Linked DNA regions of Homo sapiens: region 2 is linked to region 1. A link is a loop called in an ENCODE intact Hi-C map of the cell type or tissue named here. Cell type or tissue: B cell. All regions are shown on one strand. Each heading gives the region's core, and the rest is flanking DNA. Links, peaks and the distances in the headings are about the cores only. Region 1 holds the start of SLC26A4 (solute carrier family 26 member 4). Region 2 overlaps COG5 (component of oligomeric golgi complex 5).

The links. Hi-C counts contacts between places; a loop is a spot of excess contacts. Peaks named below come from ENCODE experiments on the same cell type or tissue, not always from the same donor. Only the 100,000 strongest peaks of a DNase experiment are listed, where the experiment ranks them.
Region 2: it touches region 1 in a loop (11-fold over the local background); 5 of 110 quality-filtered maps call a loop at or near these places.

The regions. Positions count from the first base shown.
Region 1 is chr7:107,658,889-107,664,200 of GRCh38, reverse strand. SLC26A4 (solute carrier family 26 member 4) reads right to left here and starts at 3,373. Exons shown (of 21, transcript NM_000441.2): 1 at 3,346-3,373; 2 at 2,396-2,562; 3 at 766-905. The coding sequence starts at 2,559. SLC26A4-AS1 (SLC26A4 antisense RNA 1) reads left to right here and starts at 2,403. Exons shown (of 2, transcript NR_028137.1): 1 at 2,403-2,599; 2 at 3,995-5,312. In B cell, for the core only: a CTCF peak has its summit at 2,276; DNase peaks (open chromatin) are centred at 2,510, 3,110, 3,660 and 4,300; H3K4me3 peaks cover 2,046 bases; H3K27me3 peaks cover 2,842 bases.
Region 2 is chr7:107,461,183-107,466,562 of GRCh38, reverse strand. The region is part of intron 6 of COG5 (component of oligomeric golgi complex 5); the gene reads left to right. Among named protein-coding and RNA genes, the nearest start is that of GPR22, 6.2 kb to the left of the region's middle. In B cell, for the core only: CTCF peaks have their summits at 3,041 and 3,248; a DNase peak (open chromatin) is centred at 3,242.

The DNA of each region.
Region 1 (5,312 bases), core at 1-5,000:
ATAAAATAATTTAATGTGCTGCAATCATCATTTAAAAAACCTAAGCATAATAGAACAAAGTGAAAGATTAGCACATTGTTATAATAAATATTTCACAGGAACTTTAGATATATATGTATATATCAGGATGTAACACATTTCTTTTTTTTTTTTAAATCTTGACTTGAAACTCTTTACACATTTCTTATTGAATTGTGGTCAATGAAAATAGAGAAGCTGGCTGGGTGCAGTGGCTCACGCCTGTAATCCCAGCATTTTGGGAGGCCAAGGCAGGCGGATCACGAGGTCAGGAGGTCGATACCATCCTGGCTAACCCGGTGAAACCCCGTCTCTACTAAAAATACAAAAAATTAGCCGGGCGTAGTGGCGGGCGCCTGTAGTCCCAGCTACTGGGGAGGCTGAGGCGGGAGAATGGCGTGAACCCGGGAGACGGAGCTTGCAGTGAGCCAGGATTGCGCCACTGCACTCCAGCCTAGGTGACAGAGCGAGCCCCCGTCTCAAATAAAATAAAATTTAAAAAAATTGAGAAGCCACTGCCTAGTATATGCCTCTAAATTGGACCTCTGCACCTAGTGGGGCAGCAGTTTCCCAGGAAGAGAACTCTAAGGAAGGGGAGAAGAGAGGTGACTCTCTCCACTAAGGGGCTCTACAGGAAAGATACAGGCCTTGAAGGGTAAGCAACCATCTGTCACAGACCTATGGTAGCTGGGGAGAAGTGTTAAACTCCTGCTGGAGACCAGAACTCTCAATCTGCCAACATCTTACCTTGCAGCGTGGCCACTAGCCCAGTACTAACTCCCGAAATGACGTCACTAAGCAGCCATTCCTTGACTCGGTATTTGGGGAGCCACTCCAAGATGGGCACAAGAGTCTTTAGCACACCAAAGGCTCTCTTTCTTGAACAACTGTCAAAAAGCAAGAAAACTGGGTTTTCAATCCAATCTCAGTCACAACCAATTTGCAAATCACAAAGTTATGAACTGGATTCTGCTGATGTTTATAACTATTTGGAAAAAGGATAAGTATTTCCTGGAAAATAATAACCCTGAAGTGCTTACCATGCTTTTGCCAAGAACTGTATCTATCCTTTTAAATGCACTCTTCTAGAGAACACAGGATTAAGTGTCCCACCCCTCGCTCACATTTTTAATCCTCTGAAAAAATATTCCTACACAAAAACCTATTTTCTGGTCCAGCCAGAGACTGATGGATGTGGAGTCTCTAAATGGAGATTACTTTTCAGACTCCTAATCCAGGCGCCTTATTATTATTATTTTCTTTAAAGAAGATAAACACACTGAGTATATTTTGGCAATACAAGCCTGGAGCTAGTTTTTACAAAAATCTTAGCATGAGGAATGTATACCTTATACCTTGCTACTTGGTAGTTTTTAAATTCAGTGACCTACAGATGAAAGAAAAATATCAAAAGTAGGTGGTATAACTCCTGATTTGAATAAATTGTTTTTTAATTAAGGCATTTATGGGACGATTGGACATTTTAATAATGACTCAATTTTTGATATTAGGAGGTTATTTTTAGATATTAAGGTGTGATCATGAAATGTGGTTATATTTTTTAAGAGTCTTTAAAGATATGCAGTAAAATACATAAAGACAGTATGCTATATGAGATTTGCTTAAAAATAATACTGGAGGGAGCAAGTAGGTGTAGATACAAGAAACAAGAGTAACTTGGATTTGATCACAGTTGAGGCCGAGTGATGGGTTAAAAACGGTGGGGGTGGGGAGTTCATTATACTACTACGTCTACTTATGCATATATTTGAAATGTTCTATAATGAAAGGTTTTAGAAACTCTAATTTCTTTATGTTTGTGACATCTAGTTACGGCATGTTTGGGTTTAGAGACTGAGGGTGGCTTTCCCCAGGGGTCCCACAGCCTGCTGATGAAGTACTTGGCACACCCCGCGCTCCCCTGGGTTCTAGCTTGCATCCTGGTCTCTAACTGAATGGTAGCCCGCCTACTTAGCTTGAGTGTTTCAAGGACTCCTCCTGGTCAAGAGCTGGGTTTCCCTATTCATTTCATTTAAACAAGCTCCCAAGAAGGCAACAGGGACCCACTGTACCCCAAGAGGCACTCCAAGTTTCCTTCAGAGAGGAAAAAGAGAGACGGGGCTCCTAGAACCCACTCTCCCCAAAGGCGAGTTTCCCAGGTAAGTTCATTTCGGGCCCGAGACTGATGGAGCCACCCTCCCACCAGAAGGGCGGCGTGGAGGACCGGAGACCGAAAGTCGGGCCTCTGGGAGAAGCAGCTGGCGCCCAGGGGCTCCGCCGCCCGCACCCCACTCTCGCCCGCTGGGGACGCCCTTCCCTCCCCAAGGCGTGGACGCCCCGCTCCGCTTCTCTCTACGCAGGCCCGCGCGGCCGCTACCTGCAGCACTTGGCCAGGCTCTCCCGCAGCGTCTTGCGCTCCTGCAGGCGCCGCTCGTGCTGTTGCTGGAAAGCGAGCTCGCTGTAGACCGGCCGCGACACCATGTAGCTGCAGCTGTACTCGGGGAGCTGCGGCGGCTCCGACCTGCCGCCTGGCGCTGCCATGACCTGCGAGCCAGAGGACAGCGAGGAGGGAGGACACGCGGTAAGCGAGGACGATCGGAGGGGAAGAGCGAGGAACAGAAAGAACGGGATCACCTGTTAGCTGCAGCCAGGCCCCCCTGCACCGCGAGTCTGGTCCGCGTCCTGCAGCCCTCGGCGCTCGCGACAAGCGCCCCACGGCGCGCACGGCCAGCCTGCAGGGGGGCACCTGAGAACCTTCGGGTCTCGTGGCCTGCACCCGCTGCCCGGGGTTCCCCAAACTTGAAGCGAGTAAGCCCCTGCTCTGGGGGCTTCCCGAGTTCCACCCAGTCCCCTATGGCCCGCAGCCAGGGCGCTGTCCGCGTTCTGAAATCTCCCCCAAACCGAGGGGCTGGGGCAGGGGCCAAAGGCGCTTGCAAGGCTGGAAGGGGACACTGAGATTCCCTCCCTCCCCGCACCTGACCCGGGACGCAGCTCCAGGTGCGCACTGGAGGAGAGGTGCAGACCCCCGGGCCAGGCGTGGAACCGTCAGGGCGCGCTCCGCGGGTCCCCAAGAGGCGGACGCTGCAGGCACATTCCAGCAGCTGTCGCAGCCCTCTCGGGGGCAGAACTTTCAGCTTATTGAGCAAGTCTCTCCCCTCGTCCTGTTTTCCGAGCAGCCTGTTCGCTCTCGGCGTCTCAGAAAGAAAGCTGTACTGCCCCCTGCCCACCTGATCCGTGACCACTTAAGAGTCCCATCCGCAACCCTCGAGGCCTCCCCGGGAGTGGAGCCCGGGCCGGGCGGTGTGGGCATCTTCAGGGCGAACTCACCTGTCTCTGCTCGCGCCCCGCCCGGAATGCCCCGCGGACTACCCTTCCGCTGCCTTTATAGCGCTCTCAGAAGGCAGTGGGACGTTTTATTTACGGAGCAACAGACACCTTGGTCGAAGGGAAAGACACACACAGGCTGCGGTCTTTCCCAACCGATCCTATCAGGAAAGAAATCCTACCCCTCCTGCATTCTTCCCCTTTCCCGAACCGGGAAGGCTGAGACTCTTACTGGCTGCCACGCAGGGGCCACCCGGATCCTCACTCATCCCGTTACTAATCTCAAGGGTTGCGAGGTCAGGGGCGGGCCAGGCCCTGTGGGACTCCTTAAAGAAGAGCAGAGCCCGCCTAGAGGAAGAGGTCCGTGGTCTCTGGGAGCCTGCCACAGGTGCTCTCATACCACATGGGGAGGAGAAGAGGAACAATGGCCAGGTTTCTATATTAATAAGTCCTTGAATTTCTAGAAAGTCTTTTAGGAGTATTCAATGGGTGGAGGATACAGAGAGTTCACGATTTACTCAGATTTTAGCCACTTATTCTACGTGTGCATGTGTGTGTGTTTTATTTCACAATCCAAATCAAGCCGTCCAGGTGGCCCTTTCTTACCCACTAGACTCTGTTTTTTCTTTTTCTCATTCTCCTGGACAATCAGGGAAGGAATAAACTGGACTACATGGAAATCAAGACTAGAAGAGAGGGAGGAGGAGCTGGAGCTATCCTACCTCATCAGTGTTTTGTCTTCTGTTGGGATGAACTTTGTTAAAACTAATGCATGGTTAAGATGAAAGGCAGAAGGAAGGGTTTGATAAACCAGAACATTCTCGCCTGATTGTTAGTGTTCTGAAGTAAATACAGAAGAGGCTCCAAAATACAGACCTCTGTACATCAACCTTCCGTAATCCACCTGCCTTGCATATGCAGACCATGACAATTCTACGAGCTCCTGGAAACAGAACTCAGAACTCCTCCCCAGAGAACCCTGATGCAAATTCTCTGAAATGGTAGTCAGCATGTGCGTTTTCCTGAGAAGTGAATGAGTCAACAGCTTTCAACAGATCTTCAAAGGCTTACTTCACCCAATGAAGTTAAGAACCACTAAAGAAGAAACCTAAAAGGAAAATCCAGGTCATGAACTTTGCAATTTTTATTCACATACAGAGAAGAGGGGAGGAATCTCTTGTGTATGTTTTACTTATGTATACCACTGGTTCTTAATAAAGGGCTTTTTTTGCCTCCAGAGGTCAATGCCTGGAGACATTTTTGGTTGTCACACCTAGGGAGATGCTATTGGGATCTAGTGAGTAGAGACCAGAGATGCTGCTAAACATCCTACAATGAAGTTTGCTATCACTCCAAGGTTTTGCATGCGACTTAAACTGTACATTTATTAATCAATTGCTACATGTACTAAAATATGTATCTCTCTCCATATATGTATATATGCGTGTATTTTTTCATTATTGTTGGATGTATAGCTCAACTCCACTACAACAGAGGAAAGTATTTGTTTTAAAGTAGAATCTGAATATACTCACTCTGTATACCCTCATCCATACCTTCAAGATCTGGTGAAAACACTATCTCTTGCAAGAACATTCTTTGATGCTGTTCAGAATTAATCCAGACCCTTTTCTGTATTCTCTTAATACCTTATCTGATCCTCTCTTAAGTTACTTCTCACTATCTACCTTAGTAACACAATTTTATTTACATACAAGTTCTCTCTCCCTCACTAGACAAAAACTTCTTGAGGGCAAGCACTGTGTCTCCTTTCAACCATTATTATCTTCTCTCATGTTTTTTGAACAGATTTATCTATAGCCCAAACATACCTTTTCAAAAAACTAAAAATTACTTTACATATTTGATCTAAGGCTTTGTTTTTCTCCATTAAGAGCATGCTGTGGATATCTTTGCAAGTGAGTGCATAAGGATTTTTCTTAACCTTGGAGATGGCTGTCTAGGATTTC
Region 2 (5,380 bases), core at 299-5,298, 200 kb after region 1:
CTATATGAGAATAACTGAATACTGATTATATTTGATAAAGCACATGCATCAGAATTGCATACACTTAACAGATAGAAAATCCAAAGCCATTCTTTCCCATCCTTCCCTACTTCACCTAAATTGGGCATTTACGTTTTTTTCATTTTTATTTTTCACACTGTGTTTGTAAGTCATTTGCCAGTATCACATACATTATAAAAGTAAATACATGGCATTTCTTGCCATTTTTCCATCCATACCTACACTTTGGATCCTGTGACTATTATTACAATTTATCCTCCCTCTGTTGCACAACTGTTGGCATGTCTACTTTGGGGCTTTGTCCAAATTATTACCTTCATGTCCAGTTTTCTGGTTTACTGTTTTGACTGCTTACTATCCCTCTTTGCCTTCCTAAATATTATGGATTTTATTGATGTTTTTCTCTTATATTTTCATCAAGGAACTACACAAATAGCCATGTTTGTGCTCCATCACCCCATTGATTTCTCTTTTCTCTTGCTTCCTTTTTTTCTTTGCATAATTCTCTTACTCTTAAGTTATGCAGAATCAAATTAATTTTGTGTCCTGAGGCCAAGTCCATTGATCAACTAGATTACATATTTAACAAAGCTGTGTCAAGTCCCCTGTTTTGTGCTGTTATGACTCTTATGCTGTGCTGGGGGACATAGCTGACTGTCTACAATCTAGTGCTCTGTTATTGATACTAGTTAGATACATAACATTTTTGTAAGAAGGCTGCCATTCTTTATATAAAGAGCCTGAGAATGGCAGAGTTTTACTATAGGCTGTAGTTCTACTATAAACTCAGTAACATCCACTATACTACTTGAGTCATCCATTTGGGAAAATGAATGCATTTTAAGAGTTTAATTAATAATTCTTAAAGACTGTAATCACTGGTGTCTTTCTGCCAGGTATATTCAGCAGTGTTTCTTCAGTTACTCCTACCTTCTGATCTCTGTTTAGGGGTGCAATATCTATAAAAAGTCCTGCTGTTATTTTGATTGGTATTGCAGAGAATCTGTAGATCAGTTTGGAAAGAAATGACATCTTAACAGTATTGAGTCTTCTAACTTATGAACATAGTATCTCTACTATTTTTAGGGCATTTTACATTTATTTCGTCAATATTTTGTAGTTCTTGGCCTACAGATCCTGCACATATTTTGTTAGATTTGTATTTAATTATTTCTTCAGTACTGTTGAAGTAGCACCTAATTTTTTAAAAAAATCCAATTGTTTATTGTTAGTATATGTAATTAGGATCATATTGAACTCATATCCTGCAACTTTACTAAATTCATATATTAGTCTTGGGAGTTTTTTGTGTGAATTCCATGGTATTTTCTATATAGACAATTGTCTGCAAATAGAGATAGTTTACTTTTTCCTGAAACATGTGAGACTTACTTATATTCTTGCCTTCTTGTACTGCCTAGGACCTCTGGTATTAGGTTGAATGGGAGTGTGTTGGGAGAAACAATCCCCATAAGCCCTGAATATCCCTGAACATTCTTGCCGGATATGCTGAGAATGCAAAGCCCTAACAGAACTACCCTTTACTCCATCCATTTCTCAGGAAGGGGTTGTAGCTAGCAACCTTGAGGAATGAAGTAATGACACCCTAGACAAATAGAATGCAAGCAGACTTGCTTTTCTTTGTTATAAAAATGGCAACTTTCCCAAGCTCAGTGCTCTTCAGCTGTGAAAAAACCCGTAGTATACAGAGCATCCACAGTCCCTTTGCCAGGGACTTGGAGGGCAAGGTGAATTTTCACTGATATCATGCTCATACTGCTTGCTGCATCATGGGTAATACAGTTCTTTGGTTCGGACCCAGGCATCTTACATCTTATGTTAGCATCCATGAAACAGTAACAGGCTAGCTTCACAGCTTATAAATAGGGTAGAATCCCAGACCCTAAACAATTTTTGACATTTTTGGCTACAAGCATATGATGTTGACAGAGATAAGGTTTCCTGAAAGAGAAATGACAGGGCTCTTATGGGCTGGTTTAGAGGATATGAGACCAGTAGCGAATGCTCTTGTTTAAGTGGTGGGGTAGTAGTACAGAGTAAGAGTCTCCTAACGACCTGCCTGTTAATGAATTTTTTGAGGCTAAGCAGTGAGGGGTGGAAATGAATGAAGCTTCTCAAATAGTGCCTTGGTTATTGCTCACTCTCTAGGCTGGAGGAGGAAAAATTATTATTATATCAACAAAACAGCAAGCCTCAGGGCCCTAAGGCAAAAGGCAGTATGGCTGTAGCTGCTGAATGAAGGGCTTCTGAGAGCTAACATAAAAGATGTCAGCAATGAGGATGTGGAGCTTTGGGTAGACTAAGTATATTATAAGTTCATTTGTGGAGTCTGAGTGGGCAGCCACTTGAAATTGAATGTAAATGCAGTCTTGCTGACTGGTACATAGCTGCTCTTTTACTTTGTGGACTCCCATTTTTCTCTACCCCCTCTATTCTAACCTCAGCTGCTTAAGATAAAAGCCAAATATGGTAGGGAACCTTAGGGAGGGAGAGAAATTCAGACTTTTTTTTAGCTCTGTTGAATAGAGATGCTCAATTCGCCATCCTACGTGGTCCTGTGGGAAAAAAGCACAGTAGGTGTCAAGGTAGGCTGAAGGCACTGAGGACTGCAGGGTGGAGTTCTAGCAGCATGCACAGGGGCAAATTAGAGACCCCTAGGCCCAAGCACTTCCAGGAGCACAGCGTCACCCTGGAGTGAGAAACCAAAGCAGAAGAAAAGCCTTCCCACCACCACAGTCCTCTGCAGAATAGATTTTCCCCGCTACCTTGTCTTCCCCATGCTCCTGGTTAGGAAATAATGTAGTCTCCTGGCAGCTATGGCTGTAGTCCCTTTTGTGCATATGTTAAATTCCTTGGTCTGTGTTCCTACAGGGGGTAAAACACTCAAATTTTAAAAAGCTAAAATGTAGATGGAGCCTCTGGGCCTATTCAGTGTACTATTGTTTTGGGTTCCTCTGCTAAATGTATAATTAGTATTGATAATTTTATGTTCTTACACTATGAATACTTACAGATTTAGAGGAGATTCTCCTATTCATGGGCTGCTGCATGTAAAGAGGTGTTCCCCTGTCCCCTTTCCCCTCCCTGGGTGATTCAGCAAAAATAATGTATCATCCCAGGAGGGAAGAAAAGAAAATCACAACTTTGGTTAAAGGCTCCATGACTGCTGGAGAACTCAACCATTTCCCAGTACAGCAGTGCCACCTGCCTGACCCAGCTACCAAGTGCATCTCTTTTGAAAAGGCAGATACAGCTTTGAAAAGGGATGCAGCTGACCTGGCCTTAGTATCATTTTGGCGTTCCATGAAGTAGAACCTACCCCTTTTGGGGAAAAGCTTATTTCTCACTTTGCCACCTGAAGCAAAGCAATTGACTCATTACGGCCCTGGATTTAAGGAATTTCTTATAAATACCTGGGCCTGTTTCACTTACAGTTCAGCCCAATTAAAAGCTGATGCAGTTGTTCAGGGTCAGTGCCAGCTACAGAAAAGTGAGAGTGTGTTCCATCACTCCATTCTTATAGCTTTGACCAATATGCCCCTTGATTAACCTTTTTATATTTTTACTGGCTCCTGGCCTGTTGCCAATAGCCTAACCTTCAGGTCTGCTGTTAGAAGACTAACAGATTTAAAACAACTTTTCTTTGGGACTGCAAATTGTGAAAACAAATTATAGTTGCCAGTCAGACAGTCTGGCTTACTCAAACCTGTACCTCCCAGATTGCCATCATTTCTACCTGGATTCGTTATTGTATCAGATATGGTAATAAATCCACTATAATAGTCTGGGCAATCATTGTGTCCTGGTTTTTGGGAATAGGGACTTCAATCAGTGTCCCACCCCTGCTTCCACTTGTAGGATGAATTCCTTTTCCTCCTTCATGGCTAAAGTTTTTTTTTTTTTTTTTTTAGGCATTTTTCTTCTCCTAGTTCTAATGTGTTTTCAACAGTGCTCAAAGCATATTGGGGTTGTTGCCTTTCCCTCTGGGGTTTAAGGCTCCCCTCTGACCCCTTACCCCCCATATTAAAGATGGTAGAAAGGATCCAGCCTGGACTTCATGCTTTCCCTCAGTGGCTTCATGCTTCCCTCAAGCCTGCACCATGAGAAATGCTTTGTCAGGCCTTTCACCATACACTCAGTCTTTTTGTGTATGCCTGTGAACATCTGGTGAGATCTTTGCAAAAGTCCATGAATGGGTATGAATTCCCTTTGTGTCTGTAGATCCTCTGGCTTCTATATTTTCTTGTGAACACACACTTAGCCTTTAGCAATTCATTAACGGTTTTGACTGAATTATTCTTACTGGTGTCTAGTATTGTCTTCCCCAGGTACTCAAGTGCTCACGTCCCATGTGTCCTGCCTTTCATTAGAATTTGGATTGGTTAGTTTCCCAGTAACTGCAGCACTCTGATGAGTTCAAGAAGTTTCTATTTGTAGATCATTTGTTTTTCCCTTGTTCTTTTTTGTAGTTACAGTGTGAGCTATGTTCTGTCCAGCTTTGTGCATCTCATATGGAAGCTGGGATTTTAATTGATATCACAATGAACCTGTCTATCTGTTAGGGAACATTCACACCTTTGTATTGAGTCCTCCGATCTTTAAACATGGTATATTTCTCCACTTATTTAGGTTGCTTTAATTTCTCTTGGTAATATTTTGTAATTTTCAGTGTAGAGGTCTCACACATATTTTGTCAAGTTGGGTAGTGCTAGACTCATAACATTTTTGATACTATTACAAACAATATTTTAAAATTTTGATTTGTTTATATAAAGAAATACTGTTGAATTTTGAATATTGAACTTAAACCATATGATTTTGCCAAACTCATTTATTTATTCTTTTCTTGATTCCTTACGATTTCCTTCTTACAGAATTATATTTGAATAAACAAAGGTTTATGTCATCCTTTTCAATCTTAAATCTGTTTTGGTCTTGCCTTATTGCCGTAGCCAAGACCACAAGTAATATTGAGTAGAAATGGTGAGAGCAGACATAACTGCTTTTTTCCATGTCTTCAGGGGGAAAGTATTCAATCTTTCATTATTAGGTTTGATGCTAGGTATACGGTTTTTATGGATATCATTTTTCAGGTTGATAAAGTTTCCTTCTTTGTTGAGAATTTTTATCAGGAATGCATATTACATTATTTAAGATTTTTTCCATTTAATGAGGGTTCATATGGTTTTTCTCATTTAATCTAGTAACATGATAAATTACATGGATTTGTTTTTTTAATGTTAAGCCAACCTTGCATTTTTGACATAAACCTATTTTGATAGTACTACCTTTTTAGATATTGCATGGTTGTATCAACAATTATTTTTAAAAAATCTTT